4 separate regions of the Homo sapiens genome follow, and all the other regions are linked to region 1. Evidence: chromatin loops called from intact Hi-C (ENCODE). Cell type or tissue: heart left ventricle. All regions are shown on one strand. Region 1 holds the start of SYT7 (synaptotagmin 7). Region 2 has its middle 46 kb from the start of SYT7. Region 3 overlaps SYT7 (synaptotagmin 7). Region 4 overlaps SDHAF2 (succinate dehydrogenase complex assembly factor 2).

What was found. Hi-C counts contacts between places; a loop is a spot of excess contacts. Peaks named below come from ENCODE experiments on the same cell type or tissue, not always from the same donor. Only the 100,000 strongest peaks of a DNase experiment are listed, where the experiment ranks them.
Region 2: a loop joins it to region 1, with 6 times the contacts of the local background. A loop is called at or near these places in 49 of 110 quality-filtered maps.
Region 3: a loop joins it to region 1, with 4 times the contacts of the local background. A loop is called at or near these places in 20 of 110 quality-filtered maps.
Region 4: it touches region 1 in a loop (5-fold over the local background); 14 of 110 quality-filtered maps call a loop at or near these places.

What each region holds. Positions count from the first base shown.
Region 1 is chr11:61,574,349-61,582,348 of GRCh38, forward strand. It overlaps SYT7 (synaptotagmin 7), which reads right to left and starts at 6,728. Exons shown (of 13, transcript NM_001365809.2): 1 at 6,442-6,728. The coding sequence starts at 6,472. It overlaps LOC105369331 (a long non-coding RNA gene), which reads right to left. Exons shown (of 5, transcript XR_950166.3): 5 at 7,058-7,645. RefSeq lists silencers at 6,749-6,838, 6,859-7,008, 7,019-7,178. In heart left ventricle, CTCF peaks have their summits at 2,083, 3,581 (motif pointing left), 6,403, 7,148 and 1 weaker place; DNase peaks (open chromatin) are centred at 2,023, 3,555, 6,833, 7,183 and 1 weaker place; H3K4me3 peaks cover 1,585 bases; H3K27ac peaks cover 897 bases.
Region 2 is chr11:61,623,360-61,631,359 of GRCh38, forward strand. It overlaps the pseudogene RPLP0P2. Among named protein-coding and RNA genes, the nearest start is that of SYT7, 46 kb to the left of the region's middle. RefSeq lists enhancers at 2,805-3,367, 3,368-3,928, 5,284-6,265 and a silencer at 4,798-5,092. In heart left ventricle, a CTCF peak has its summit at 4,968 (motif pointing left); a DNase peak (open chromatin) is centred at 4,952; H3K4me3 peaks cover 217 bases; H3K27ac peaks cover 1,562 bases.
Region 3 is chr11:61,522,513-61,530,512 of GRCh38, forward strand. SYT7 (synaptotagmin 7) reads right to left here. Exons shown (of 13, transcript NM_001365809.2): 9 at 5,403-5,673; 10 at 1,851-2,020; 11 at 1,315-1,429; 12 at 563-762. Among named protein-coding and RNA genes, the nearest start is that of LRRC10B, 18 kb to the left of the region's middle. RefSeq lists an enhancer at 7,451-7,950. In heart left ventricle, no CTCF peak of the experiment used is centred here; no DNase peak of the experiment used is centred here; H3K27ac peaks cover 304 bases.
Region 4 is chr11:61,441,518-61,449,517 of GRCh38, forward strand. SDHAF2 (succinate dehydrogenase complex assembly factor 2) reads left to right here. Exons shown (of 4, transcript NM_017841.4): 4 at 4,424-5,216. The coding sequence ends at 4,554. It also overlaps the pseudogene RN7SL23P. Among named protein-coding and RNA genes, the nearest start is that of SDHAF2, 15 kb to the left of the region's middle. RefSeq lists an enhancer at 4,825-5,572. In heart left ventricle, a CTCF peak has its summit at 4,822 (motif pointing right); a DNase peak (open chromatin) is centred at 4,854; H3K27ac peaks cover 2,271 bases.

The DNA.
Region 1 (8,000 bases):
TCTGCCAGGATTCAAATCAATAGCTGTTTGACACTAGAGCCCTAGCTCAAGCAAGCTGTCCCTGGAGGCACATATGTAAAGTGCTCAGCACATACTGAGTGCTCCACAAGGCTTGCTATTATCATACTATTGTTATTATCAGGGGAGGACACAGGATGTGTTTGGTGACCTGAGACGGGATTCCTTAAGCTGGTCCCTCTGCAAAGCACAAAACCCCCATTCCTGGAGAAAGTGTTTCCAAGGGTCCCTTGGCTGCCATCCCTGACCCCCATCCTTGGATGGGGGTCAGGGATGGTAAGGAGGTGTGCAGGGAGTCCCAGTATCTGGACGCGGGGCACTTCCTCTGAGGGGTGCTGGAGCAAGCAAATGCTTGAGGGGGCCCTCCCGGGCCCAGGCCTGGCAGAGCGGGAGAGAGCCTGCTATGTGCCAGCCATGCTGGCCGCCGCTCTCTGGCCTCGCTGACACCACCCCATGGTAATGAGACGGATCCAATTTGTACCCAGGGCCCCGCCGGGAGCAGCTGCCGCGGCAGGGTTTGAAGTAATTTAATTGGACACATTAGCTGCATGCTCTCTCCTCCACTCCCCTCGTGCAGAGCCTCATGCAGGCGCCCCTTCTGCCTCCCACCCCTCATGCCACCCTGCCCTGGCTGGTGGCAGGGTGCATGCTCCACCAACCAGCTAGGACTAACAGGTAGGCACCGTTCCTCTCTCATTCCTGGGGCTCCTGGGGGCTCTAGAACCAGAGGGCTCTCTAGGTCCCAGGTTCTCCCCAATCTCTGATGCAAGCAGCAACTATGGCAGCCCACTGGGGCTAGAGTTCAGACCTCTCCCTCCCGTCTCCTACAATGGGCAGAACAGTCACCCCCCTTTCTCCTTCAGTCAGCCATGGAAGCCACCAGCCTTCTGCACTCCAGGAAGGACACCGAAGGAGCAGGGCCAGCAGCATATGCCTGTTTTACCAGCATCTTTGGTTTTGTCACTATTAGGGTTTGTCACTATCAGGGTCACTACAGAGATGATAGGCAGCCCTCCTCTTAGGGCCTGGGGAAGCAGTGCATACACACATGCACAGACCAGACCTAGTCACAAACACACAGGCGAGATCAGTTTGACCCAGACACATACACACATACTAACAGCCCCACACCGTCATGGAAATGCTTGTATCTTACACATGAAAGCTCCCATGATCACCCCCGTCCACACCCATGTATGCCACACAGCCAGGTAAGGCCCTGCTCCGAGCAGACGAGGCCTTCATGGCCATGCCAGCAGGTGGGAGGGTGTGGCAGGGGGTAGGCAGGGTCCCTGGCACACAGGCCCTGCCTGGCCAGGTACAGGGCCGGGGGAGGGGCCCTCCCCTAAAGCTTTCCGTCATAGCTCCCCACGCACCTCAACGCGCCTCGCTACAAATACACTCATTAGCTGCTGTTTACAGCGGTCCTGGCACTTCGATAAGCACAGATATTATGGCCATCCAGCTGCCACCCGCACACACACTAGGTACACATACAGACAGTGCCTCTCCCCCTGCCTCCGCCCTCCCCTTCCACCCGTGGGCTCAATCACATGAAGATACCAATTCCCCAAACATGCAGCTTTGCAGGGGTTCCAGCTCACAATACCTCAGCTCCCGGTCCATTCTATCCCAAGGGGTCCTTCCAGGTGGAGGCTGCAGAGACTCCCCAGAGCAGGCCGGATGCACCTGCCCGCCTTCCAACCAACTGGACCTGGAATTCCAGGCCAAAGCTCTGGGCACAGTCCAGCCCTTTCCACAAGTCCCATGCTGTCTGCCAACTCTGTTCCAGCCCTTGGGGAATTCTGCTGGGTGAGACCAAAGCCCTGCCCTGCAGACACTAGTTGGACAGGGCCCAGCAGGGCTGCCCCTGCTGCCTGGAAGGTCAGGGACCTCCATGCCCACGGAACTGGCAGAATTCACCTGGCATCACCAGCTGGGGTTCCCTGGCAAGGCAGGCAGGCACCCGGGCTGGGCCTGGCACAGGCTGGTGCCGGCACCTGGCCAGACCAGTGACTGCCCCGACGAGAGAAAGTTGACCTCTCGGCCACATATGCCACCTGCCGGGCACTGTCTGTGGAGCAGAGGACCAGCTCTATACAGGGCTGCCCATGCCCACCTGTGATGCCACAGTGCTCTGAGGAGCCATCAAGCCAACTCATTCTCCAGCTGGGGGTCATCAGCTCCGGACTGGGCCTCCCGCCCCCACGTGACCCCTCCCAGCTCTTCTCCCTGCTGTTCTTCTGTTCTTGGCCTCACTCCCCTGGGGGAACCAGTTATTGAAAACGAAAACGGTCCATCAGATTCAATAAGGATTCAAAGTCCGTGAGAGAATAGGGGGTGGGTGGGGAGTAGGATGGGGGGACTCAGGAGGGGCAGGAGGGGGAGGGAACCATATACGGCTCCTCTGCCTGTTCCACACAACATCCTGCAATGGCCGGGCTAGAGGGTGTAACAAGGAGACAGCCCCCACTGGCACTCCATGTTGCCCTCAATGCCCCTTAAGCCTGAGCTTGGGGTCAGCCAGGAGCAGAACCCAGCTGCCCAGGGCCTGTCTTTGCTCACCCAGCACCCACCTATTGACCTGCCTTCCAGCTGTCCCCTTACCTGTCACCTACTGGCCTGTACGTTCCCACCTCAATCCGGCCTGCTCTAACCCCCTCCCCAGTATGAGGAGGGGCTTTGGGGCTATCTCCCTCCCCACTATGCCCCAGCCCTCAAGCGGGCAGCTTGTTGATCAAGCTTCCCTGCAAGGCCACAGAACAGTGTGAACCAGGGCCCTGGAGGGGGCCTGTCTCCATGGTAACACAACAGCTTGGGGGCACTGGCTACCCTGGCCCATGCCCCATTGAAATCATCCTCACCCCCTCTGGGTTTTAGACTTGCCCAGCCTCAGGTCCTCCACTGTGTCCTGGCCTGTGGGGAGATCATTCGATCTTCAGTCCGGACTCTAACTCAAGCCCAGGATGCAGGCCAGGGAGGCCCGGGCATGTGCCGATGGGGCAGGCTTTGGGGAGGTAGGTGGGAGGAGAGAGGTTGTTGGTGAAATGGGTGGACACAGTCAGGCCTCCTTGGACCTTCCCACACTCCAGCCCTGGCCTCTAACCCAGGTGTTCCTCAGGGCATACCCTTGATCTGCCCTTTCAGCCACACCCCTAACTTCTGCACCTCCCTCACCCGCCATCAGCCTCTTCCCCTAACTTGTGCCCAGTGACTGGAGGGTTGGCCTGGACAATCTAGTGGATCCTTCACCTTGAGAGAAGAGGCCCGCTGTGCCAAGGCCCCCTGCCCTGCATGCTCCCAAGTCACGACCTGCCTAGTGGAGTGTCTGTAGGGAACAGAGCCCACTAACAGGTGGGACAAAAGAAGGCTTCAAGCACTACTACTCCCAGGGACAAGCTCACAGAGGGCTGGGGGCAGGGCAGGCAGCCTTCAGGACCTAACCTCTGTCCCAGTGGTTCCCTCTCTGGCCTTGCTTACCAGCTCACTGCAAGGTCACCTCTCCCTCCCTCTCTCTTTTCCTGCCGCTGTCCTGCCTGCCCACTGCAACGCTGACCCCTGCAGGCCTGCTGGGGCCTGCCTGGCCTGGGGACAAGCAGTCCGAGAGAAACAGGGACTTCAGGATGAACCAGAGGGTGAAGGCTGAGGGCAGGAAGAGGCCGTGAAGTCTGGGAGGGGGCAGAAGGGAGGCTGCAGGTCTGGTCTAGGGAGGCTGGACAGAGTGTGGAGCTGGAGCCTGGGTGTGCATGGGAGGGGGCTGGTCTGGGTTCTTCACTGGACTCCGATTATTTCCCACAGTCCTTTTCTTCATTCACAATAGATCAGGGAACCAAGGGCCTGGGGGCCTGAGGCCCAAGTAGGGAGAGAACCACACCTGTCAGGTAAGGTCCTCACAGTAGCTGAGCCCTTAGGGACCTGCATAGTAAGTGGGATGAGGGAGGGAGTACCACAGGGATCTTCTGGAACCAGCATGAGGCAAAGGGGAGCAGGAGAGGACAGATTTTTTTTTTTTTAAGGATTGGGCCGCAGGTGTTCCTGAGAGTGGGATGAGAGGATCAGGATATAAAAGGCACTGGCCCCTGGGAGACCAGAGGGGAGGGGAGGGGTGGCCTGAGTTACACATAAATCAATTTGCATATCTCAGTACCAACCAGTACCAGCCAAGGGGAGATGGGGAGGCAGAAATGGGGGACACAGAGCCCTGGCTTGGGGAGCTGAGTCTAGGGAGCCTTGGGGGAGCTGGGGGGAAGGGAAATCTGACCTGGAACTATAGAGCCTACAAAGGTGGGCAGGGATGCCAGAGGGCAGAGGCCAGAATGAGATCTTTGACTCCTCAAGGACCCCAGATGACTAGGCTCAAAGGCAGACTGTGCCCTCTCCAGCCTATGTCTGACCCCACCCAGCCCAATGCCCACACCGGAGAGGAGTCAGCCTCAGGCCAGCCCCTTTCCCAGTCACAGCTGCCCTACCACAGGCACTGGTGGGTCCCGCAGCTGCAACTGGGGTGGGCAAGACAGGTCCCAACTGCAGCCAGAGAGGCCCATTCAAGGAGGGGGTGAGGGAAGAGTTGAGGGCTGCCAGCACACCAGGGATGGTACTGGACTCCAGACCCTTTGCCTAGAAGATGCCAAGCACGTCAAGCTGGCCTCCGTGGTGAGGGCAGAGGTGCTTGGAGGAGTGGTGATGTCATGGTGCCCAGGCATGGGAGGAAAGAGGAGGGAGGGAGAGGGGAGAGGGCACAGCCCCAGGCCAGTGGCCTAACAGGCCAGAGGGGAGGCTGCCAGCCTGGTGGGCGAGGGGATGGATAGTGTCCTTATTTCTTCCCTACCTTCCATCCTCATACCCCAGAGCTGGCTTCTGAACTAAGCTACTGGCTTCTAAGAAGGTGAGCAGAGCAAGAGAATACTCCTGCCACGGGCCATGGGCTGGAAGCCGGCGGCCTCTTCGACGAAGATGCCAGGGTAGGTGACCTAGGTCCAGACAGATGAGGGGAGGGCTCTCCACAGGCAATGCCCCTTCAGCCCTCACCTAGAGGACATTCAGAGAAGGGCGCAAGGTTCCAGAGAAGGAGACTGAATCTCTCACCCTCATATCCAAGTGCTGAGTGAGGGCAGTGCCTGGCGCCCAGTGGGTCGTCCTCAATATCGACTGGACTGAAAAGAATCGATGGGGGGTGGGAGCCGATTCCTCAGGAGGCAGGGACAGGCTGAGGCTGCCCCTAGAGGGGAAAGAGCAAATGTGGGGCTAGGGCAACAGTGGGCAAAGCCAGCACCCACTGGACTGCCTTCAGGAGCCTCAGGGCTGCAGGCTCCTTCTGTGCAGGGTCTTAGAGCCCTTCCTTCCCTACAGCACCGCCGCCCCCAGGAGGCTGGCAGGAGGGAGCCTGGAGGCTCTTCGTTTGGGAGCACATCCTGGGCTGGGGAGTCGTGCTTTTAGCATCAGAGAGAAGCCCAGAAACAGACCCTGATGCCAGAACTGGCAGACTGGGGGTGCTGGGACTGGGTGGAGCACCCCAGGTGGGAGCGGGGATGGAGCCTGGGCAGGAGCTGCAGGGGACCTGCCTACAGGTGGGCACTGGGTGAGGAGGCATCAGGAGCCAAGGAGGAAATGGCAGAGCAATTTCCGAGGAAGACGGGAAGATTCTTCGGCTTTGGCTTAGAGGATACCAAGCAGACAGTGGGCTCCCAGGCCACTCCCCTGGCGGGCGAAGCAGAAGGCAAAGGAGTTCGGCCCTCCCCCACCCCAGGACGGGAGAGAGTTTGGGGTTGTTTGCTTCCCCCTCCCCAAACCTAGGAGAACATTCTCTTGGCACCCCCATTCTCATGAGCCCCTGCTCTCTTTCCCTTCAGGCACCCCCGTCTCACCCATCAACGCCCCTGCAGTTCCCCACCCCCCAGAACCTCCCTGCCCAGCTGCCGCACCAGATTCCCACTTGCCCCCTGGCACCCTCTCAATTCACAGTTGGCACTGCGATGCCACTCCGCTCCCCTGTGCCCGCAACCTTGGCCAAGAGCTGCCGGGATCCTCGCCCTGGGGTCCGCCAGCGCTGGCACCCCCGGGGCACCGGTGCTGGGGAGCCTCGGGTGCCTCTGAGGGCACTGCCCGGCTCCCACAGGGGCAGCGGCTCCTCGCTCCGCCACACACGTTGTCCTTGGGCTGTTGAGGGGTGGGGGAGAGGTCCTTGTGGGGACACTGCGAAGCCGGTCCCAGACATCCAGCCTGGCAGTGTCCAGACTGCGGGGGACCGGGGTCCGAGCCGCTGCCGCTCGATCCCGCGCCCCCGGGGCTGGGATGACCCCTGGGGGAGCCCGTGCGGCTCCGGGCGGACAACAGCCCCAGGCTGGGGCTCCGAGACGGCGTCCGGCGCTGCCGCTGTCCTGCCCGCCGGTGCGGGGCGCCCCAGCCCGCCGGGGCCGCGCTTACCTGGGCTGGCCGCCTCCGGGTCCCGGTACATGGTCCCCTCGTCGCCGGTTCCCTCCGGGCTCCTCAGAGCCGCCCGCGGCCGCGCGCTGCTCCGCCGCCGCCGCTGGGCATGGGGCCGGGCGACCCCCGGGGGCGGGTCCGAGGGCGGGGGCCGAGCGGGCTGCACCTAGCCGCGGAGCCGGGGAGCGGGGGCCGCCCGCCAGCCCTCCCGCCCGCCCGCGGAGCACGCTGCCGCCGCCGCCGAACAGCGCCGAGCCGCCTCCCTCCGGCCTGCGCGCCGCGTGTGCGCGCCGGAGCGTGTGTGTGTGTACGAGGCCGTGTGTATGTGTGTGTGTGAGCGCGTGTGTGAGCGCGCCCGGGGCACCGCCGGCGCCGCCCGCCAGCCGCCGAACGCCGCGGCCACAGCCACCGCCTGCGCCCGCTGCCGGCCGCGCGCCGCACTGCACCCGCGCCCGCCGCCGCCCGAAGCCGCCCCGAGGGCACGGCCGCCGCCCCGCGCCCCGCCCGCCTCGCAGTCCCCGCGGGGAGGGCCGCCGAGCCCCACGGCCGGGCTCGTCCGGCCAGGGGATCCGGCTCCGCTGCGCGACCCACCCCCAGCCCGTGCTCCCCCGATGGCCGCGGCCTGGCACCGGGCAGGGCCGCAGAGCCGGCCACCTCCTCCGAGGTGCCCTTTGGCTCCGATCCAAAAGGCGTGGAGATCCACTCCGGGTTTTCCGCTTGCTGGCGGCTCGAGGGCGTCAGCTCCGGACTCAACACCGCGGCGGTCCGGGGCAGACGGACTGGTGTGTGCAAAAACCAGGAGTGGAATTTTTGGCAGCGCTGAGCCTGGGTCCGCCAGTCCGGTCTTTCTGCAAGCTCGCACACAGGTGGAGCCGAAAGGGCTAAGATCCCTGCCCTCGGTAGGAGGTTTGGCCTAGTGACCCTCCTCACCTAACCCAGCCCCACGAAAGAAGAAAATAGACTTTTCAGCCTCTGGCTATCCCTCTATAGCAGCAGCTCCTCCTCTGATCCTCCCCTCTATTCCTTGACCCTAGCACTTCGGAGGGTAGGAAGGAAATCCCTCCTTCTCCTTCCAACCCTGGACCTCTCTTGGTCCCCTCTGCCTCTCTGCCGGCTCAGCACAGTCTAAATCAGGTGAACACTCATTTCTCTACAGAATTTGGATGATTTGATTCTGGGGCAGGGAGGAGAAGAGACCTGTCTCCTAAGGATAAGAAAAACCCAGAAATGAACCATTAGTGGTATGGTAGGCACAGAGACCTCCCTGCACACACCTACACACGTAATCACCTACATACACACACACACACACACACACAGACATGATGCCCCCCACACACACACCCACACAGACATGCTGCCCACACAAAGAGACACATACACTGACGCTCCCCACAATACAGGTGCTGCCCCTACCCTTCACTGATGGGTCAGGTAAGAGGGCAAAATCCCTGGGTCTGTGGCAGCATCCTGCCCTCCCCTGTGCTGAGAATGCAGTTTGCAGGTGAGCCAGGCTTCCTAGAGTCAAGGATTATTATTTCCACCCTGAGAAATCCACT
Region 2 (8,000 bases), 49 kb after region 1:
CTCTTGAACCCAGGAGGCAGAGGTTGCAGTGAGCTGAGATCCAGCCTGACGTGAGGTCAGGAGTTTGAGACCAGCCTGGCTAACATGGTGAAGCTCCGTCTCTACTAAAAATACAAAAATTAGCCAGGCATGGTGGCGCACGCCTGCAGTCCCAGCTACTTGGGAGGCTGAGGTAGGAGAATCGCTTGAACCCAGGAGGTGAAGTTTGCAGTGAGCTGATATTGTGCCATTTCACTCCAGACTGGGTGACAGAGATTCTGTTTCAAGAAAAAAAAAAAAAGAAGAAGAAAAGAAAATAGAACTATTACTCTTACCTTCCCCTGCTTTTCTGTGTAGCAGCTGGCCATAAGGAAATTCTCTGACTCCACTTGGTCTGATAGTAGGCCGTAAGACCCTCGCTCCAGCGGGGTCCTGCTCCATACCCAGAAATAAGGAATATGGCAGACAGGCCAAGAAGAATGTACACACACAGGCCTCGCTGGGTTCCTTCCCTTGGCCTATTACCTTTAGGTCATACTCTTTTGTTCCAATCACTTTTTTTTTTTTTTTGAGACGGAGTCTCGCTCTGTCACCCAGGCTGGAGTGCAGTGGCGCAATCTCGGCTCACTGCAAGCTCCGCCTCCCGGGTTCACGCCATTCTCCTGCCTCAGCCTCTCCGAGTAGCTGGGACTACAGGTGCTCACCACCGCACCTAGCTAATTTTTTGTATTTTTAGTAGAGGTGGGGTTGCACCGTGGTCTCGATCCCCTGACCTCGTGATCCGTCTGCCTCGGCCTCCCAAAGTGCTGGGATTACAAGTGTGAGCCACCGCGCCCGGCCTCCAATCACTTTTTTCTTTAGATGGAGTTTCACTCTGTTGCCCAGGCTGGAGTGCAGTGGTGAGATCTCGGCTCACTACAACCTCCAACTCCTGGGTTCAAGTGATTTTTGTGCCTCAGCCTCTCAAATAGCTAGGATTACAGGTGCCCACCACCAAGTACAGATAATTTTTATATTTTTAGTAGAGATGGGGTTTGACCATGTTGGCCAGGCTGGTCTCGAACTCCTGATCTCAAGTAATCCACCCACCTTGGCCTCCCAAAGTGCTGGGATTACAGGTGTGAGCCACTGTGCCCAGCTGGTCCAATCACATTCCTATATGACTGTCCATTCTTCATCGAACCTTTGCATAAAAAGGTACTGTACAGTCTGGGTATTCATTTCTTTTCCTTTTTCTTTTTTTTGGTTTGTTTGTTTTGAGACACAGTCTTGCTCTGTTGCCCAGGCTGAATGAAGTGCAGTGGCATGATCTCAGCTCACTGCAACCTCCACCTCCTGAGTTCAAGCAATTCTAATGTCTCAAGCCTCTCGAGTAGCTGGAACTACAGGTGTGCACCACCATGCCCAGGTAATTTTTTGTATTTTTAGTAGAGACAGAGTTTCACCATGTTGGCCAGGCTGATCTTGAACTCCTGACCTCAAGTGATCCACCCACCTCGGCCTCGTAAAGTGTTGGGGTTATAGGCATGAGCCACCACGCCTGGCCTGGGTCTTCATTTCCAAAGGCCCCCATGTCATGTAAAACTTTGATTAAATACATTTGTTATGCTCTTCTCTTGTTAACTTCTCTCTGTCTTTTGGTATAGGAGTGTCAGCCGTGACCCTTATGATGGATGAGAAGAGGTATCATGCCTTTTCCACCCCTACACCTGGAAGGAAGGTTCTGCAGCAAGTTCATGAGAGACGATATGTGGAATGTAATCAGAGCATACCTCTTAATACTTAAAAGGTAAGGCCAGGCGCAGTGGCTCACGCCTGTAATCCGAGCACTTTGGGAGGCCGAGGTGGGCGGATCACGAGGTCAGGAAATTGACACCAGCCTGGCTAACATGGTGAAACCCTGTCTCTACTAAAAATACAAAAAATTAGCCGGGCGTGGTGGTGGGTGCCTGTAGTCCCAGCTGCTCAGGAGGCTGAGGCAGGAGAATCAGTTGAACCCAGGAGGCAGAGGTTGGAGAGAGCTGAGATCGTGCCACTGTACTCCAGCCTGGGCGACAGAGCAAGACTCCATCTCAAAAAAAAAAAAAAAAAAAAAAAGACGTATAAAATTCTGAGGTTCTTCTTTCGAGGCTAATTCCTTTCCTGTATGTGCTTAGGTTATGTTCATCTGAAGGAAAACTTAAGAAACTGTGTGGTAAACTATAATATAGAAGTTTATTTTTCTCTCGAGTAAACAATATTTGGAGGTTCTGGTCCAGGGCTGGTGTGGCAGCTCCACAAACATCAGAAACCCAGATCACTTCCTTCTTGTGGCTTGGTCATCCTTAACATGGGGCTTCTACCTCATGATCCAAGATAGCTGCTCCTGCTCGAGCAATCACATGCATATTCCTTTCCAGCAGAAAGGGAGAAGAGGTAACAGGGTGCAACCTGCTGCCTCTGAGTGGCACTTCTTCTTACAACTTATACACATGGCCATACCTGGCTGTAAGGGAGGCTGGGAAATGTAGCTTGTATTTCAGGGGGTTGTTTGCCCAGCAAAAATCAGGGGTTCCGTGGCAAAGAAGACAGAACAGATGTTGGGGAATAGTTATAGTCTCTGGCACACCATGGTATTCCTCCATTCCACGGGGAAAGATGGCCATGTACTTTCTGGTACTCTGCTCCAGGTGACCTTGTTCTTGTATGTTACATGTTCTTGTGTGTTACTCTTTTTTTTTTTGAGATGGGATCTTGCTCTGTTGCCCAGGCTGGAGTTCAGTGGCACAATCTCAGCTCACTGCAACCTCCGCCTCCCAGGTTCAAGCGATTCTTTTGCCTCAGCCTCCCGAGTAGCTGGGATTAGAGGTGTGCACCACCACGCCCAGCTAATTTTTGTATTTTTAGTAAAGACAGGGTTTCACCATGTTAGCCAGGCTGGTCTCGAACCCCTGACCTCAAGTGACCACCTGCCTCAACCTCCCCAAGTGCTGGGATTATAAGGCGTGAGCCATTGCACCCGGCCTTGTGTGTTACTCTTTTTTTTTTTTATTATACTTTAAGTTTTAGGGTACATGTGCACATTGTGCAGGTTAGTTACATATGTATACATGTGCCATGCTGGTGCGCTGCACCCACTAACTCGTCATCTAGCATTAGGTATATCTCCCGATGCTATCCCTCCCCCCTCCCCCCATTGTGTGTTACTCTTAACTCCTCACCACAAAACCAGAACGGCCCTGAGACCAAGACTCAGGTCTCCAGAACAAAGCCCTTAGCCTGACATTCAGGGCCCTTGGCCACTGGGTCTCAGGAACTGCCGCAGTCCCTTGCAGCCTGTGTCCAGCCTCTCAGAGCCACCTGCCTGCTCCATTCCTTGCTTCCCCAGACTGTTCCTTCTGCCTGAATGGCCCTCCTGGACCTCCAATGCCAGGGGCACTCCTATCCAACCTCGAAGAGATTGCTCTGTCAGTGCAGCCTTGCAGGGCCTCGCTGGGGGAGAATCAGAATTCCTTTCTCCTGCCCTCCCTTGGGCTTCCGGAGCCTTCCGTCATCCTCTATTTATAGTTCAAGTCAGGTGCCCCTGGACATGTTGCTGGGAGGGAAGGGCCTCAGCTGGGAGAGCCGGTTCTGTGACCTGCTGGGGAAGGGCTGGGATTTTCCAGGATGCCTCCTCTAGCCCTATAGTCCCCTTGGCTACCTCTGTCTACGGGGAAATGGAGCCCCCTACCTGGACAGCCTTAATCCGGTGCACCTGGTGGCTGCTTGTCTCCTTGGCTTTGCTGTGAGCCCTGGGGCCTGGGGATGGGCTTCTCTCCAGCCCTGGGCCTGCTCCTGCCTCTGCTGTGGTGAGGTGACCTGAGTAACGGGTTGGGTTAGGTGGTCTCTATGTTGGTAGGGGTCTCAGTAGGGTCAGGCTTGCTCTAGGAGAGAGTCACAGTTGCTAGAGTTGAGTATAGAGGGCAGGAACCAGCTGTAACTTTGCAAAGCTCTGTCCTGGGATGCTCGGCTTCCCTCCTGTTGTCCTCCACCTTCCAGAAAGCCCAGCAGGGAGAGATGAGCACTGTGTCCCCAAACTCAATGTCACTGTCACCTCCCCTCACCCAGCCCAGCCACTCCCCGTCAGCTCCAGACCAACTCGGAATACTCGGGAAGGTTGATCCTTCGACTTCCTCAAGCCATTGCTCAACATCCCCCAATCACAGCCTCCCCAACTCCCATCTCCAAAGGCCTCCTTCCTCCCCAGATCCCCGGCTGTCACCATCCTCATTCTTCTAACAAGCTGACAAACTTGAATTCTGAGCGAGCATGACCTGGGGTCTTGGGCCTGAGCCGCAGCCCTCTGCCTCCACCCCATCCCCCACTTACATGCCCACTTTCAGATACAGACACGGACCCTGATGCCAAGGACATCCACTGGCTGAATGCCTCCTCCTGCCCTTTCACGAGCTCCCATGCCTGGCCCTGACTACCTGCACGCAGCCCTGGACCCTCAAGTGACTGTAGGAACCCCCTCTACGAGACTCAGCCCTTTTGCCACCAGTGGGACTTGCAGGCCCAGCTGACCAGCACCTTCTTGCCTGCTGTGGGCCATGTGACCGACGGAATCCCACCACATCTGCCGTGAGCCTCGCCTGAATCAGGACCAAGTTTAGGTTTTCAGAATCAGACGGACGTGACTATGTGACCTGGGGCAAGTGACTAACCCTCTCTGAGCCTCTGACATTTATAGCTGACTCCAATCTGATACATGGGCTCCCCAGGGGCCTGAGGAGGGAAGGTTTGAAACCTCACTCTTCCCTCCCTTGCCCTTGGAAGGTGAGAGCAGGAGGCTCCTTCATGGAGGTGGCTAGGATGGGGAGGGAGGACCAGGAAGCTTCCTGACCTTGCCCCAGGAGCTGGCAGCCCCCAGTCCCACCTTGTCCAGAGATCACTCAGGGGAAACCACTCTGGCTGAGGGATTCAGGTGCTGGTGCCAACTAGGAGAAGCAGTCTAGGGCGCCTCCCAGTGGACACCAAGGGAACGTCTATTCTGGCTGGCCCTTGGTCCAGCCCTGTGATTTTAGCCCTTGGCATGCAGTCAGGCTCCAGTACTGACCCCAGCACCAGCAGTGGCAAATTGCACCTCATTTGAGGAATCTCAGTTTCCTCTTCCACAAAACGGAAATAATGATAACATCACCACACAAGACCACAGTGAGGCTTCCTTCGGACGACCCAGGCGACCCGCCTTCCACACTAATGTTTTCCAGGTCTAGAGAGGCCAGGGCTTGCCTGGGGACCACAGTGAGATGTGGTGAGGAGCCAGGGGTTCAGGCTCTCAGGCTCCTGGTCCACTGCTCTTTCCACTGCTGGGAGGTGCCTCAATGTAACCTTGGACTCTCCAGGCCTATTAACTCCTCCGTGTAGCTCTGGAAGTTTTCAGATGTTTTAGTGCTATTAACATGCCTGTCCCAGGAACAAGCTTACAAATGCATCCAATTAACCTTCTGCCAACAATTCTGGGACGTGATTTCTTTTCCAGCCTTTGCAGGGAGATCTCTCTTCCCATCTCCTTCCTGGAAGACAGAAGCCTTGTGCGAGCCCCTTGTGTGATGTCACCCCAGCTAGGGCCACCGGACGTTGGTCCTCAGCAGGGAGACTTTGGGTCCTCCACCAGGACCCAGGGCTGACCTGCATGGCCAGGCCCCATGGCCTGGGTAGAACCTTGTTTCTGCTCCAGGTAAGGAATTGCAGGGGTGAGGGTGTGTGGAGGAAAGGGGCCTCCACAGTGGGGAAGGGGGCTACAGAGGGAATCCCAGCCCCAGCCCCAGCCCCAGAGGACCCATTTATTTGCTCTCTAACTGTGGTGAAGGGGCCCTTTCTGAAATGCAAGCAGCTCCCGAGTTCCTCTACGGCAGTGTCGGGCTGGTGCTGGGCATTGAGCGGGGCAGGAGAGGAATTCAGCCACGCCAGGTGCTGTGGCTGTGCCGCGGGCTATTTTCACGTAGGCCGTGTGTTCCTCCGGAGGTGGCTGGCCGTGGGGCTCCTGGAATTGTGGGCTGGAGCCCTCCTGCTCCCTCTGGCTGGGTCTCTATTGCTGTAGCCCCTAGAATCACCTCTTACAGCCTTGAAAGGCCCAGGGGGACTTGACTCTGAGGCTAGGAACCCTCGGGTGGGAGGGACGTGTTCATAAACACATGCACACTGTGCCATACTAGCTTTTAGACAGACAAAGACAGAGACTGGGTGACCACATGACCTTCAGGACTCACACAACAACACACACACACACACACAAGGGTGAGGGCAAAGGAGAAGCGCCCAGGCAGGCCCTGGGGGAGGGGGGCGGAGAGCCAAGGGTATGAACTGTGAACAATTAGTGGGAGCCATAGGGCCCCTGGGGGAGCAGAGAAGGAACATGTCCCCCTTCCCGACCGGATGGCCTTGCCCAAGGCCCCCACCAAGCAGTGGGGGGTGGGGCAGGGGGTGGGGAGTGAGGACAAGGGCCTGAAGCTGGTAACCTGCCCCTGGGCGAGATGGCTCTGGGAGGCGATGGAGACGCTCACCCCCTCCCTGCTTCCCAGCTGAACTGGACTTTCACAGTCTCTCTGCTCTTTCCTCACCGCCTCTTCCCACCCTCACCTTTCCCTCTTCTCCCAGCTCACCTAGCCCCTGCCCGCACTGAGGGGGACATAGCCCCCAACACCTCCTTGGCTTTGCAGATGCTATCCCCCTTGCCTGGAATCCCCCTGCTGCCACCGCCTTTTGCCTTCACCCCACTCTCCTGACAAACACCAGCTCACTTGCAAGGCCCAGCTCAACGCCTCTTTCTCTGAGAAGGCTTCCCACCACCTCTCTCCTCCTGGCAGAATTCATCTGTGTTCCCCAGTGCTCCCGGGGCCCTTGCACAGACCTCTGCGGCTCCAAAGGCTTCCTGCTGTAATACTCTGTGCACACAGCTGAATCCCTGACTCCACTCTGCTGAGAAGGTTGTGCTTTTTTCTATTTTGTACCGAGGGCAACGGGAGGCCATGGAACAGTTTCAAAGGAGCTATGCAACAGGATTAAATTTGTGCTTTGAAAGATCACCGGGGCAGCCGCGTGGCAGACGAAGGCAGGGAGAGGACAGAGGCAGGGAGAGGACGGAGGCAGGGAGAGGGTACAGGAGGCTTCTGTCATTGTCCAGAATGGAGTCTCAGCCGTGGAGACGGAGGTGGAGGTGGGAGAGGTGGAAGGATTCCAGAGATATTTGGAGGAAAGCTTCCCCCTGGCCAGTGGTCCCCAAGCCTGGCTGTGCACCCAAATTCCCCGGGCAGATTTTAAAAAAATAGGTTTCTGGGGTCTACTCAAGATGCCCTTAAACGGGATCTCAGGGGCTAGAGCCAGAATCTGTTTTTTTGTTTTGTTTTGTTTTGTTTTGTTTTGTTTAGATGGAGTCTCACTCTGTCCCCCAGCCTGGAGTGCAGTGACGTGATCTCGGCTCACTGCAACCTCCACCTCCTGGGTTCAAGTGATTCTCCTGCCTCAGCCTCCCGAGTAGCTGGGATTACAGTTATCTGCCACTACGCCCAGCTAACTTTTTGTATTTTTTGTAGAGATGGGATTTTGCCGTGTTGGCCAGGTTTTTCTTGAACTCCTGACCTGGTGATTCACTTGCCTCAGACTCCCAAAGTGCTGGGATCACAGGTGTGAGCCACCGTGCCTGGCCCAGGATCTTTTTTTTTTTTTTTGATTATCATTACGAGGCCGGGCATGGTGGCTCATGCCTGTAATCCAGCACTTTGGGAGACTGAGGCGGGTGGATCACCTGAGGCCCGGAGTTCAAGACCAGCCTGGCTAAAATGGTGAAACCCTGTCTCTACTAAAAATACAAAAATTAGCCGGGTGTGGTGGCACGCGCCTGTAATCCCAGCTACTCGGGAGGCTGAGGCTTGAACCTGGGAGACGGAGGCTGCAGTGAGTTGAGAGCCACTGGGTCACTGGACTCCAGCCTGGGTGACAGAGCAAGACTCTGTCTATCATTATGGTAAAGAAAAAACATATAACATAAAATTTATCAT
Region 3 (8,000 bases), 52 kb before region 1:
ACATACCTCAAGCAATTCTTACGCCACCCTGTAAAGTTCTACAGGGACAGTATTAGTTGCTCCATTTTACAGATGAGAACACTAAAGCTTGGAGAGGCCGAGCCACTTGCCCAAGGTGATATGGTTGTTTATCGGCAGATGGAGTGGGAACTGAAACGAGGTCTTTGGAGTCTGACTGCAGCTCCCAACACTGCCCCACGCAGCTCACCCTGTGCAGATGGGACCCCGGGCAATACTGCTCCAACGTCATCATCCTGTCCAGTAAACCTTTCTTTTGAGATCCAGGCCATTCCTCTCTTGCACTCCTTTTCTCCCTGCTCAGCTGGCAGTCTGTCCTGAGCTGACTTACCCATAGGAGGACACTCAGAGAGGAACCCTAGGGAGGGGGTCATCTCATCCCCTTATTTTTGGATGAAGAAACAGAGGCCTGAGAGGAGAGGAGACTGATCCCAATCTCTCCTGGTGTCCAGCCTGTGCCCGTCCACTACCCCCGCTGCTTCTTTTAAGGAACGGAGCCTCACTGGTGCCAGCAGGTGCACCACACCACCTGCCTCGCCCCTACCTTGCCGATGACGTCATTGCGGCTGAGCTTGTCCTTGTCCATGACAGTGATGATGATGGTCGTCTCCCTCAGCTTCTCCGTGGGGATATCGAAGGCGAAGGACTCATTGAAGATGGGGTTCAGGTTCCTCTTCATCGTCACCGTCTTCTTCTTCTCCACCCGCTTGTCCTTGTACATCAGCCATACCTTCACGTAGGGGTCTAGGGGAGGGAGTGGGGAAGGGTTAGAGGGACCGTGGGGGAGGGACTTCCTAGGATCCTTTTCCCCTTCCAGGAATGGAAGCTGAGGCAGGAGGGCCGTGTGCTTTCCCCAGAGGCAAGGAAAGACCCAGGCAAGAACAAGAGGGACCTGGGAGAATCAGCAGATGGACCTTAGCGATCACCTGGGGCCCTCCTATTACTACCAATGAGGAAACTGAGCCCCAGAGAGGCCAGGTCTTGCCCAAAATCTCAGACAAGTAGCATCAGAGCTGGGGATAGAACCCAGGTCTTCCCACAATGTTCCCTCTTTCTGATTCTTGGAAGAACATAATCCAGGATGATGCTGACATCTTGATTCTTGAACAGAGTCCGAGATGAGGGTGCTCCAAAGGGGGGCCCCAGGGTCTCTAGGGTAAGGAGTGAGGACTGGAGGTCGGGGTGTGGCGGGTTGGGGTGAGGACCACTGCAGACCCTGCTCTCCACATCCGGTGTAAACCTTGTGTCACCAGCACCTCCCCGGCCCGCCCATCCTCTGCTGGAGAAGCCCCGTACCTGATGTGCCCCCGATGTCCATGGCTTTGAGGTTCCGGGCTTTGATGATGTTCACGATGATGGAGTTGGCAGAGGGGTTGTAGCAGAGAGACAAGAGCAGCTCCCCTCGGCTCCCCTGGGAGGCACGACAGGAGGGGTGTGGGGAACTAGGCTAGCAGAGCTCTCTGATTGGCCTAGCTGCCCCCAGGTCCCCTCTACCCTGACCTTGGTGCTTACCCATGCCCCTGTCTGTCACCTCTGTCTCACTCTGTCTCCCCCCATCTGGCAGGTGTGTGTACTGCCCCTCCCAGGGTCACCATCGCCTCCCTGTTCCCTGAACATAGCCCTAGGTTCCTTCTTACAGATCGGGTGAGTCCCCCCAAGTGCCAAGCACCAATGTTCTGACTGCTAGCGAGGGCTGAGCTCCATCGGGTCCACCCATCTGCACCCTCTCCCACAGCCCTCCTGGCCTTCCTAAGGTTGACAAGGGTCTGGGACCAGATCTCCCAGCCCTGCCCTGCTGCCTGTCCAGCTAAGACCCACCCATGGGGCCTTACACTCCCATCGCTGCATGGCTTCAGATCCTTCCAGAAGGTCTGCATCTGGGTCAGGTCCACCTTGTTAAGGGGGATGGACACCTCCCCAATGGGGTCGTTGCGGCTGAAGCGGTCATAGTCCAGGACTTGGAGGTAGAGGATCCTCTGCACCACCTTCTCATAGGGAAAACCTGGGGGTATAGATGAGTGTGAGTGAAGAGGGGGACAGAGGGGCTGCACGGGGCCCGGGAGGCAAGGAAGGCCCTGGGAAGAGGAGGCAGGCCCTGTGCCCTCCCGCTGCCACCCCACCGGGCCAGCAGGCACACCGGATTGCAATTAGACCTTACTGAAGTGCTAGCAAGAACTGTCACCGTCTCATGGGATTCCCTCAACAATTCTCCAAGGTGAATGGCATCTCGTCCATCTTACAGATGAGGCTCAGACGGCTTAAAGTACTTGCCCAGACTCCCAGCTAGTAAAGAGTAGAACTGCGATCATCCATTCACCCATGCACCTTGTGTCCATCTCAGTGGCTGAGCAGCCTCTGCCAATCGTCCCGAGGCGGGTCTGGGCAAGTGGCTCTGTCTAGGTGGCCACAGCTGCCAGTACGCAGGCCCCAGGACTCAGGGCAGAGGGACATGGGGAAGCATCGGTGGGAGGGAAAAGGCAAAGGCACAGAAGCAGGAGGTGACAAGTGTCCTGTGACTCCACACCCCTCTCCTCCTGCCTGTGCTTCCATCCTTCCTACCGCAGCGTCCCCTTCTCTACTGCCACCTCCCTCATCCGAGCCGCTGGCACCTCTTGCCTAGGCAGCTGCAAGTGTCTCCAAACCGCCCTCCCCGCATCCACGCTTTCTCCTACCGTCCATTCTCAATGCGGCAGCCAGAGAGACCTTTTAAAAATAGAAATTCCATCATGATATGCTCCTGCTTAAAGCCTTTCAATGGCTCCCAGTGCACTTAGAATAAAAGCCGGGCACCCTACCTTGGCTTCAAGTCCTTCCACAATTTGGCCCGGCTGTCCTCTCCCTGCTTGGCTTGTGACCTCTCTTCACTCAATGACTGGGCTCCAGCCACATCGGCCTCCTTCCTGGCCCTTCAACACCCCGACTCCTCCCGCCTCAGGGCCGGGCGCACACTGGCCCCATCATGACCCCCCTCCTGGCTACTCTCATCCTTCAGGTCTCAGCATTCTTTCCTGGCACCCCAGAGAGTGTCGGATCCCATTATCCGCTCTAGCACCTTTTTTTCCGCAAAACATAACACACGCGGTAATAGATTTCTCTGTCTCTTTCCCTGATTTTTGTCTGGCTCTCCCGGAAGGCAAGGATTCCCACAAAGGCCTCTCTGTTACCAACCACTGGCTCTCGGTGCCTAACACCGCTTCTGGCACATAGTAGGCACTCAATACATATTTGTTAAGTGAATGCATAATTGAACAGATGAATCAATGCCAATGAAATGGCCTGATGGAGCAGCAGGACTGTGCTGAGGTGAGGTGTCCGCTAAGGTCAGAGGGAGAGGAGCAGAAGGGGCTTGGATGGGATGCAGAAGGGAAGAGGGGGCCAGGTGAAGGTCTGAAGCCAGGAGTCATTAGCTCTTTGGAGGCTTAGTCAGAGGTGGGACTGGCCCAGGAGGTGCCGGGGGGCACAGGCCAGCCTGGAGGCCTGAGGTGAGGAGATTCTGAAACCAGGTATGAGCAGGAAGGAGGACGCCTGGAACCTCAGCCTGGCTGGTGCAGAAGATGAAGGGAAGGAGGAGCTCTAGAAGATTCCAGCACCTTCCCCCAGAGACTCTGGAAGCACCGAGGAGCTCTGACAGGAGCAGGTGAGCTGGAAGAGGAGACTCTGAATTTGTTCAGGGTCCCTTTCCTCATATTGTGGGAAGCTGTGTCTTGCTTATTTCAGAGCCTCCCAGGGACCTTGCCCAGGGGACCCTTGGCATCAATTTAGGTAAAATGCATGAGGACAAGTGTTCTGGGAATATTGGAAGCTCCAAGAGGTCACTGCACCCCAGTCAGCTCTCATCAACACCAGAGGAGGCAGGCTCCTAGCTGGCAAACTCCTACTCATCCATCAGAACCCATTTTGAATGGCCCCTCTTCTGGGAAATGTTCTTCAGCACCACCAAAGGGAGCTCATACTGGCTTCCTGCAGCTCCTGTCATGCTGTGTGTGGCTGAGTTATCTACACATCTGGGTCTCCATTAGGCCAGAAATGCCCTGAGGGCCATAATGGTGCCTCATTCTTTTCTACATCCCCAGTACGTAGAAGAGTGCCCAGCTCATGGCTGTTGCTGGGTACATGCTCGTGGAAGAGACCGGAGGATTGGAGTTCTGCTCAAAAACTTCGCCCTGCCAGCTGCCTACATATACCTCCAGACAGCTGAACCTCTTGCTGGTTGAGCTATCTCTAAACGGGCCCTCATGGTGCCTGCAAAGGAGGGCGTCCAGAAACACATGGACACTCACTGCTCACCCTCAGTGCCATTTAGTGGGTGACCTGGCTGTCATCTTGCAGAAGAGGTGGGGTGCTAAGTGGCTGGGAAGGCAGGTGGGGAAAGGTCCCTGGGGTACACGGTGAAGATTCTGGAAGGCTAGGGCTTGGGGCAGCTGGGGTAGGGATTTACTCTCCCTGGTTGAACCGGGGGCCATTGGCAAAGGGTTACGGTTTGTCTAAGCGGGGTCCTGGCACCCAAAGGCCCTGGGATAGAAATCACTCCTTAATCACACGCCCAGCTTCCTGGTTACCTTGAATCCTCAGAGATAAGAGATAAAGACCGGCCTTCAGAGAGGGCTTGCAGGAGAGAGAAAGGACATTTGTCTCAGCGGCCTCCAGGCATGGTTCAGAGCTGTGGTTCCCGTCCCATGCGGGGGAGGGGGTCAGAGAACGGCAACAGATGGAGTGTGTTTAACAACCTGGTATTAAGCATTTGCTGGGTGTCAGGCACTGTTCTAAGTGCTTTTACAATTCACTCATTTATTGAACCCTCGCTGTTATTATCTCTATTTTGTAGATGAGGAAACCAAGTCATAGGGAGGCTCAGGAACTTGCCCAAGGTCACGCAGCGAGTAAGTGGCAAGAGCTGGGATTCAAACCCAGGCAGCCTGGGCCACAGCCTGTGCACTGAACCACTATGATCTGGTGGCTCCAGAGTGCTCCAGCTCTGAGTCCTACGGGTGCCTCCCTCCCTCCCTGCCCTCCTCAGGATGAGCTCTGTGGCTGGGCTGAAACACCAGGCGGTGGCCCAGCTTCCCTCCTCGGCCTCTGGCTGTGATGCTGGCTCCATTGGGCTCCTGTGACCTGATCCCAACTAGACACAAAACGCATCAGGTTAACCGGGCCAGGACGTTGCCTGTGTGGGCGTGTGCGAGAGCACATGTGTGGATCTGTGCCTGTGCACACATGCAGGTGTGCACATAAGTGTATCTGCTTGCATGTGTGTTTGTGCATTTGTGGGCCTGCAGGTGTGTGTACACATATGTGTCTGTGCATGTGGCCACAAGTGTGGTTGGGTAGGGGGATGGTAGACAGCAAGAGGTGACCATGGCGGGGGAAGGTGGCACTAGACTCACCTTCAAAGAGGAAGGTCTCGTTCCAGTGGGGGTTCAGGTTCTTCCGCTTCACCTTGGTCTCCAGCTTGTGCTTCTTGTCGGGCAGCAGGTAGATCTTGACGAAGGGGTCGCTGGTGCCGCTGAAGTCCTTGGCCGGCAGCTCCTGGGCCTTCATGATCTTCACGGTGAGCGTGGACTCCTGGAAGTTGTAGCCGACACTGAACTGGATCCGGCCCAGGTTCTCTCGGCTGCAACCCTCGTGGGCCTCATCCTCCTCGGAGCCTGGGGAGAGCTGGGGGTGGGGGAGAGGCCGGCAGGGTTTGGGGAGGATTCTGCTTCCCCCATGTCCCCACCGCTGGCTAGCACGGGTGAGAGGCCAGAGGCGGTGGCCCAGCCCACACTCACATCCCACGGACGCTGCTCAGGCTCAGAGGGCAGGTGCCTTGACCAGGGTCTCCCAGGAGGGGAGGGGAAGGGGGAGGGCAGAGCCGAGACAGCCCTGTCTCCTGAACCTCAGAGTGGTATGCACGACACTCACTTCCCAGGCTCTCCTCGCAGCCCTGGGTCTGCTGCCTGCCCCAAGCTCCAGCTCAGCTGCCTCGCCTTCCTGGCTGCAGCTTCCCTGGCGCGTGCTGGGGTTCCTGAGCCCCCCAGACCTCCCTGCCTTCTTGTGACACGGTAGGGCCAACTGTGGGAGGCACCGACACAAACCTGGGCTACACAGCAGATGAGGGAGGCTGTTCACATCACAAAAGAGTTTACCGCAACAATTCTTTGGAAAGTGACTCTCTAGGGTGCGGAGAATGGTGTGATTTACAAAATGAGAGAGGCAAGTTTTCAGGAGCAACGTCTGTTTGTGTAAGGCAGAATCACTAGGGACAAGAAAATTGCAGACTCCCCAGGCCCCGTCCCCAAGCAGTTTGACGATGGGGCTGGTGTGGGCCTGGGCATCAGTGCTGTGTAAAAGGCGCCTCAGATGACTGTACCGTCCATGGGGGCTGAGGACTGCTGGGAGGGAGGGCGCATGGCCTGACCCAGCAACAGACAGTCACACAGAGGCAGGGTGAGCATCTCATCCCGTTCTGACATTGAACCACAGGAAGCAGCTGGGAGGAGGGTCTCCCAGCCACGTGTCTGAACCTGTGAGCACACCAGTAGTACCTAGGAGGTTTTAGAACCCTACCCACCCCCCAGCCGCCTGAGCCCCAGACCACTGACCACAACAGACCCAGTTAGGGGGCTGTATGGCTCAGGTACCCTGGCTCGAAAATCTCCCGTGATGACTGGATGAGGGACAGAAGTAGGACCCTGGGTACCACAGTTAAGAAAAACTGCAGGCATCTCTTCTCTCCCCAACTTCCCCTGTAGAAACCTGCTTTGTGCCCTTTCCTTCATCCTGGAGAGGCAGCCCTAGGCTCTGAAAGACTAAATAATACAGATAATAATAATGCATCAAGTGGGCTCTTACCATGACCAGCGACTCTCGCATCGCCGTCTCCTTACTGAATCCTGACAATAGCCAGGCGAGGCAGGTGTCACCACCCTCTAGCTGAAGAGACTGGTTCAGAGAGGTGAAGTCACATGGCCAAGGCTGACGGCAGTAGGAACCCTCTCTGACTCAAAATCCTGCTCTTTCCACTAAAGCAGGCCCACACCCCAGGGCAACACTGAGGTTTCCCCTCAAGCCGGCAAAGACCCACAGACACCGTGCCAGGTGAAAAGCGTCGGAATCACCCTCATGATAGTTTTTTGTTTTTTTGAGCCAGGGTCTCGCTCTGTTGCCAAGGCTGGAGTGCAGTGGTGCAATCCTGGCTCACTGCCACCTCCACCTCCCAAGGTCAAGCGATTTTCATGCCTCAGCCTCCTGAGTAGCTGGGACCACAGGGGCGTGCCACTACGCCTGGCTGATTTTTGTACTTTTAGTAGAGGCAGGGTTTTGCCACGTTGGTCAGGCGAGTCTCTAATTCCTGGCCACAAGTGATATGCCCGCCTCAGCTTCCCAAAGTGCGGAGATTACAGGCATGAGCCACACACCCGGCCTCACACTCACAGCAGTAACTATCTTAGACTGGCTGGCCGCCCACCTCACCAGACCCTGCCCTGTGCCCTGTGCCTTGTCCTCACTGACCTCTTACAACATCCCAATGAGGCAAGCACTCCCGCTGGAACACGTGGAACACAGCTGGAACAGTTTCCCGGTGTTCCAACTGTGGCTGCGAGCACAGACAGGTTAGGTCACTTGCCTCAAGTCACCTGCGATTGAATGGCCAGTGGGAATGGAACCCAGTTTATCGGCCAGGAATCCTGAGTGCCCTTCCACCTGCGCCTTGCTCTTGCCCTCAGATCTACAGTCTGAGGCTTTACCCCGGTCCTGCCTAGTTGGGGGCACCGAGCTGCCTTACAGCAGAAGATGTTCCCTCCAGCCCCCACCCCTTGGCCGATCCAGACAAACCTGCAAGCGCCACCGCAGGCCCATTGAGAATGTGGCTTTCCTGCCCACAGCCTGCTTTTTCCCGACGCTCTTTTCCCTGCTCATGCCAGCCCCACACCCTTTGACCCTGTTTTTACATCTGCAGAGTGGGGACCATGAGACCTACTTTGCGGGGTCCTGGGAGAGCT
Region 4 (8,000 bases), 130 kb before region 1:
CTCAAAAAAAAAAAAAAAAAGATCAGACTCAACAAGTACATACTCAGTACATAATTGGACTCCAAGAATGTGATTCTGTTTACATGATAATCTGAAAAAGGCAAAACTTACAGGGACAAATCAGTGATTGCCAGGGTGTTGGATGTGAAGGGAGGGGTTGGTGTTCCACATCTTTACCCACACTTTGTATTATCAGGGTTTTGTTTTTGTTTTTAGCCATTCCAAGAAGTATATATTGGTACATCACTATAGTTTTAATTGGCATGTCCCTAATGACTAATAATATTGAGGATCTTTTCAAGGGCTTATCAGCCCTTTATGTATATTTGGTGACATGTCTCTTCAAATTCCGCCCCCCACCACTCCTCCCTTTTTTTTTTTTTTGAGACAGGATCTCACTCTGTCACCCAGGCTGGAGTGCAGTGGTGCAGTCATGGCTCAGTGCAGGCTCCACCTCCTGGGCTCAAGCGATCCTCCCACCTCAGCCTCCAGAATAGCTGGGACTACAGGCCGGCAGCACCATGCCCAGCTAATTTTTGTTGTTGTTGTATTTTTTGTGGAGATGAGGTTTTGCCATGTTGCCCAGACTGGTCTCAAACTCCTGAGCTCAAGCAATCCACCTGCCTCGGCCTCCCAAAGTGCTGGGATTACAGGTGTGAGCCACCATGCCTGGCCAGATTTTCCATTTTGGAAGATACTTTCACTGGATATAGAATTCGAGGGTCACAATGTTTTTTCTTCTGTTAAATAGAAACACTTCTACCGCCAGCTCTTAGTGTACAAGATCGGGTAGTCAGGAGTTCCGCTGGGTTTGGACTTTGGTTTTGCTCTGGTTACCTTCAGTGCATCACCAGCTTCATATTCCCTCCGGTGTTACCATGTGCTGTTTTCTCATTTCCATAGTTTGTGACGAGGTCTGCTGTATCTTTGTTCCTTTTTATGTGTCTTCTCTTTCTGAATCTTTTCAATATTTTGTCTTTGGTTTCTAGCCGTTTCAATATTATATACATAGGTATTTATTTGATATTTATATATGTAGGCATTTGATATTTATCGTGCTTTTGGGTTCTCTGGGCATCTTGGATCTGTGTTTTCATATCTTTTATTATTGTTGAAAAATTCTCAGCTGTTACCCCTTCAGCTATTTCTTCTGCTTTGTTTTCTCCCTCTTTTCCTTCTAGGATTCTAGTTATACTTAGTTAAATGGTTTAATATTGTCCAACAGCTGTTGTGGGGGTTTTGTTTTTTGTTTTTTTGAGACAGTCTTGCTGTGTCACCAAGGCTGGAGAGCAGTGGCGCAATCTTGGCTCACTACAACCTCTGCCTCCTGGGTCCAAGCGATTCTTGTGCCTCAGGCTCCTGAGCAACTGGGACCACAGGCACGTGCCGCCATGCCTGGCTAATTTTTTTGTATTTTTCACAGAGACGGGTTTCACCATGTTGGCCAGGCTGGGCTTGAACTCCTGGCCTCAAGTGATCCGTCTGCCTCAGTCCCTTAAAGTGTTGGGATTACAGGCGTGAGCCACTGTGCTCAGTCTGTCCAACAGCTTTTGGGTTCTCTGTTTTGTGTTTTTTATTCTTTTTTCTCTTTGTGCATCAGTTTGGGTTATTTGTATTAGATAATATCTATTGACCTGTCTTCCACTAATTCTTTCCTTGATGATGTCAAATCTCATGATGGGCCTGTTGAAACCATTCTGCATATCTGCTACTGTATTTGTTTTTAGCATTTCCATTTGACTTTTGGAGTTTCCAACTCTGCTAGAATTTCTCATCTGTTCATACATTTTGTCTGCTTTTTCCACTGGCGCCTTTAATATTAGTCATAGTCATTTTAAATTCCCTGTCTGATAGTTCTAACATCTGGGTCATCCCTCAGTCTGCTTCTGTTGATTTCTTTGTCCCTTGACAGTGTGTTGTTTTTTTCTTCTTTTGTGTATATGTCTCGTAATTTTCTCATAATTGTATTTATGCTTACAATTGGGGATGCTTCTTCTACTTTACTGTTAGTGTGGGGATCAAGTCAGTGAGTTGGGAGGTAAGCTCAGCTTGGGTTGTTTTTGCTTTGGTTACCTTCATTGCATTACTAGTGTCTAGCGTTAACGTGTGCTTAGAGTGGAAGCTGGCTCTGTCGCCCAGGCTGGAGTGCAGTGGCACCCTCTCGGCTCACTGCAACCTCCACCTCCCAGGTTCAAGCGATTCTCCTGCCTCAGCCTCCTGAGTAGCTGAGACTACAATCACGTGCCACCACACCTGGCTAATTTTTTTTTTTTTTGAGACGGAGTCTCACTCTGTCACCCAGACTGGAGGCAGTGGCGCGATATCGGCTCACTGCAAGCTCTGCCTCTTGGGTTCATGCCATTCTGCTGCCTCAGCATCCCGAGTAGCTGGGACTACAGGCGCCCGCCACCACGCCCGGCTAATTTTTTGTATTTTCAGTAGAGACGGGGTTTCACCGTTTTAGCCAGGATGGTCTTGATCTCCTGACCTCGTGATCCACCCGCCTCGGCCTCCCAAAGTGCTGGGATTACAGGCGTGAGCCACTGTGCCCAGCCTGTGTCTGTGGTTTTATACACTCATGCTAGCCCACACTTGGCTTTTAACAATTCATTGCAAATTTTAGTGGCACAGGCCTGCAGTCCCAGCTGCCCTGGAGGCTGAGGCAGCAGGATCGCTGGAGCCCAGGAATTCTTGGCTGCAGTGCTCTATACCAATCAGGTGTCTGCTGTAAAGTTGGCAACAGTATGTTGACCTCTCAGAAGCAGGGGACCACCCGATTCCCTAAGGAGGGGTGAACCAGCCCACGCTGGAAATGGGACAGGTCGAAATTCCTGTGCTGATCAGTGGTGGAATTGCACCTCTGACTAGCCACTGCAGTCTCCCCTGGGCAACATAAGGCTGGCCCTGTCTGTATTAATTTAAAACAAATTTTTTTGGCTGGGCGTGGTGGCTCACGCCTGTGATCCCAGCACTTTGGGAGGCAGAGGTGGGCGGATCACAAGGTCAGGAGACCAAGACCAGCCTGACTAACACAGTGAAACCCCATCTCTACTAAAAAAAAAAAAATTACAAAAAATCAGCCGAGCGTGGTGGCGGGCGCCTGTGGTGCCAGCTACTCGGGAGGCTGAGGCGGGAGAATGGCGTGAGCCCAGGAGGTGGAGCTTGCAGTGAGTCCAGATCGCACCACTGCACTCCAGCCTGGGCGACAGAGTGAGACTCGTCTCAAACAAAAAAAAAAATTTTTTTAGCTGAATTCCTTTTACCCATTTGTATGATGTCCAGTGTCTCTTCTTCCTGTGCCTGCCACAGGTGAGCAAGTGCATGGCTCTCGTTTCTCCTTTGAAGGGCCTCTTTTTCCTTAGGTTTCGTCTGTTGGGTTGCCTCGTGACCTCAGTTCTCTGATATCTTTGAGAAAAGTCATAATATTTGTAATTTATCTGGCTTTTTCTTGTTGTTACAGTGAGTGCAATATTCTTTCCAACTTTCTACTTTCTTGGGGGAAGCCAAAACCTCTTTGATCTTATGTTGATTGTCACATGAAAACAGAGCCCTCACTAGATGCCAGGCCCTGTGCTGAGTAAGGGAGAATCTGACTTGGTTTTGAGGAATTCTCTCTCCTGGCGTCGTACCTAGTGTTGGTGGAAGGGTAATTCTGGAGCACATTGCCTCGGCTTTGGCAGTGGGAGGCTTTGCTTGTAATTGGCATCTTAAATAAGTGTCCCAAGGGTGTAGAGAAAGGTCAGGGGGAGCAGCACACTGCCAGACCCACTGCCGTAGACTGAGGCTGGCCTTCTCATTCTTCTGACTCAGTGCCTATGTTGCCCGTTCACTGAAATCTGGTTCTTTAGGCTCATGACAGTTCTGTGTGCCTCCAATATCCTTCCAATAAATTCCTTTTTGCTTAAGTTTACTAGAGTTATTAGTTTCTGTCTCTTAAAACTGAGGACCTCTAACTGATAGACAAAGGAGAGAGCTTTTGTTTCAAGAGATATATACATTGCAAGGGAAAACACAATGTCTGGGGAACAATGGAATTGCCAAATGCAAAGCAAAATAGTACAGCCAAGATTGTGCGGGCCAGGGGTCAGCAAACTTGTTCATAAAGGACCAGATAGTAAGTATTTTACTTGTAGTCATATGGTCTCTGTTGCAAGTACCCAATTCTGCTGTCATAACACAAAAGGAGCATGGGTAATATGTAAACCATTGGGAGCAGCTGTTCCAATAAAACGACTTGCAAATATAGGCTCACACAGTTTGCCACCCCCTGGTATAGGCTAACATCGTGTATATTTAGAAGAAGGATGGAGACAGTCTATATATCCATCTGTGGTTCTTGGCCAGTGTTTCGAGTTTTAAGATTCTCATACCTGAGCATTGACTGACTATGGCATAATTTTTTCTGCCCACTCTTCTCTTGCAGAAGCTAAACCAGCCCCAGAAATATTTGAAAATGAAGTCATGGCCCTGCTGAGAGACTTTGCTAAAAACAAAAACAAAGAGCAGAGACTGCGTGCCCCAGATCTTGAGTACCTCTTTGAAAAGCCACGTTGAGCTGTGCTCCACGGCCTGGCATGGGGGTTCAGTCTGTGGATGGTAACTACTTATGATGGACGTTAGCCTTGCTTCCGGCTTCTTAGATGCCCAGCTGCCCTACCCCAGACCACTGGTCCTGCCTCAAGTGATGGACATAACCCTCTCCTAGGACATACATGTAAATGCACAATGTGACTCATTCTCATACTTTTTTGTTCAGCTCTGAGCCTCAAAAGTGATTTGTCAGCAGCGCTGGCATGCAGGCTTTGCCTGGCTGCTATCTCTAGAGGCAAGTCTGCCACGAGAGGGCACTGCAGGCGAAGCAGTTGTGCTTGCTCATTGCCTCAGCCCAAGTGTACTCAAAGAAAAGAGGCAGCCAGCTGTGCGTGCTGTATGGAAAGCCTCCCGCCCTCCCTGCAGCTCCCCGCCCTCAGTGGCCCAGGGCTTTGTTGAAGTGGAACTCCCCACTTCCAACCTGGTATGGCTCCTTCTGCGAAGGGAAGCTGATCCCAGCCTCCTGAGCTGAATCCTTCAAAGGCACAGCAGGCAGAATGAGGGCCACAGGCAGGAGTGGTGTGGGCACACTGCTTAGGAGTCAACATCTTCATCATTGGGCTTTCTTTAAAACGTGCACTTTGTAATTTGAAAGAGAATTATTAAAGCATACTGAAAAAAGGAAATTTACAATTTCCCAGCCCTCACAATTAATTTTAATTTTGTCTATTTTCATATAACCCATAGTCATGTTTATAGAGTTTTACAAGTTCACAATTACAGGTTTTATTTTCATGTAGCACTATAGAAAACTTTCCCCCTCATTCCTACAGTCTTCACAATTAGTTGACTAAATAATAATACATAAGAAATAATATATTAGAATGAATTAGTTAGAAGTGTTTTTAAAAGCTCTAGGGCTGTGTGACTTCTGTGTTGCTAGTGGTGCCCTCCCTGGAGGGGTTTTGCCCTCAGAGCTGTAATCTAGGCAGTAGAATCAGTCACCCAGACTGGACCAGGTGCATCTAAAGGTGTTGACTAGAAGAAGGTCGGCCAGATTTGATGAGCAGGTGGTTGGTGATTATAGGAGCCGCACACAGGGACTACACACGCACATGTTTCCAGCATTGTTGAGCTCCAGGGTTCCTACAGAGCCACCTCATGGTTCCTGCCTGCTCTTCAGTATCCCTGGTGGCTCAGGAGGGAAGGGAAGAGATCTAGCCTTTACGTAATCACAGTTAAGCCTCACAGCACTCTAGACTAGTGGTGTTACCTGTATTTTATACATAAGAAAGTGGGCTCAGAGAGAGGAAGTAATTTGTCCAAGGTCAGGTAGCTATTGAGTCGAAAAAGCAGAATTTAGTATAGCTCAGTCTGCCTCCAAAGCTCTTGAACTTTCTACTAGAACACACTGCCTTACTGCTGGAAATTTAATAGAAGTCTCTGTTTGGGAAAGCTGTGGCAAATAGATGTGACAGTTCTGAGACATGACCTCTGTGTTACATGGTGGGTAGGAATCTGCCAGGTGCTTCGCCAAGTGAGTAGATCTGAACTTGATCACCCAGTGAAGCTTCTGTGAGGAAGCAGCGCAGTGCACTGGTTACACATTTAAATCCTGGCTCTGCTGCTTACCTGCTGGATACATGAATTGACCTGAGCCTCAGTTGCCTCATCTATAAAATGGGGATGACAATGCTTCCTGTCTCAGCTAGTTGATGAGATGAAACACACAAAGCTCTTACATGGTAACTTGCACAGTATGTACTCTAGATATGAATGTCAGCATTTAGTCATAGCCTCAGTCTGAGACTTAAAACCTGTCCCTAACACAAATTGCCTGGCATATCAATGAGGTCACCATAGCTACATCCAGGGTTTCTCATCTGCAGGTCAGAAAGCTGAGCCTATTAATAGAACCACAGAATGTCTTACCTCCCAGTGAAGACGAGAGAGAAAACAGACCCTGGTGACAAGACCTTTGATGGAAAAATCTAGCACTCTCCCCTAAGCAAGGAATGGAAGTGAGACTCGCAGAAGCAGGGCAGGCGAGGAAGGAGACGTCTCCCTGGGAGCTTGCTGAAGACTCTGGCTATTCTCTCGGGCTGCATTTATGTACCCTGGGGAGAATGTTAAGCAGGCCGGGAGTTTATATATAGACATAGATCTGGACTGTACGAAGTGCACATGAATTGGGCGGTGACTTACCCATTTATCCTTTGCACGTTATGCAACAAACCCCAGTAGCCAAGGATGTAGTTGGAACTTTTCTCCCCCTCGGGTTTGATCCCTTCTTATCCTGATTTTGTCTTATTTAACACAATGTTCAATTGCTGCCGCTTTCACCTGGGAATGGCATGCTTCTAGAGGAATTGTTTTCCTCCCAGGCTGCTGGATTGTGTCATCTTTGAAAGTGAAGGATCTTGCTAAGTTCACCTGCTCAGTTGTCAGGCCCAGGGATGCTATGTAAACAGTTTTTCCCTTTATTAGGCATTAAGTAAAACTAGGCCGGCCACAGTGCATTTTTTTAGGAATTAATAAACATATAGCAAGGGCCAGCAGCCCCCGAAGGATCGCTAATGCACAGAAGCTAGACTCATTCCTTTTACTTTGACACATCCCTGCTTACTGACCTCATTCAGAGCCTGTGTGGGGCATATGAGCGTCTGGCCCTGTCCTGACCGACTCAAGTGGTCTTGTGAGTCCTGCACAGGCTCTCCACGTGACACCTTAAATTGGGTCAGGAAAGGCTGTTCTCTTTCCATCGTTTCCTTTTAATCATCCTAAGTCTTAAAAATCCATAAGCCAAACACCTTGTGCTGGAGCTTTCTGTGCCTTAGACAGAGTGTGTCTTTTGGGGGTCATTGTAGAAGCACTCTTACTGGCTTTGAGTGTTATCTGGAGGTCATCTGGTATGTCTTCTGCTCCAGCCAGGGTGGCACCAATACAGACCTGGTTCATATTTTTAAACATCACTGGGAAAAGATTCCGATGGGATAGTTGGGGTCTCTCATTTATCCTTCAGTCCATCTGCAGCTATTTGTGGCTAGACAAAGAGAGGAAGGTTTAATGATAAGCTAAACAGCTGTAGATGGCAAGCAGGTCTGTGAGATTTTTGAGCTGACAGCCCCACTTAATAGTATGTTCTGTAGTATCTGAGGACAGTGGACTCACCATCCCGCAGCTATCAAGTTGATGACACTGATCAGTACCCAGTGAAACTAACTCCTGACACCTCAGTTTCCCAGTGAACCCTCTGGGAATGAGGAGTGGTGTTCGAATTTTCCTGTCAGGGAAGATGGCATTGGTGGGATAGGTGGCTTCAGGCCAGCAGTACTTTTTGTGGCTTAAGAAACAAGTGTTGTTAGCAGTTTGTTAGAGGGGTGGTAGAAAGTTTAAGCTATCCAGGACAACATCAGTCTTTAAAGGAGATGGGTAGATTTATCATCACCTATAGCTGCAAAAGAAGAGTT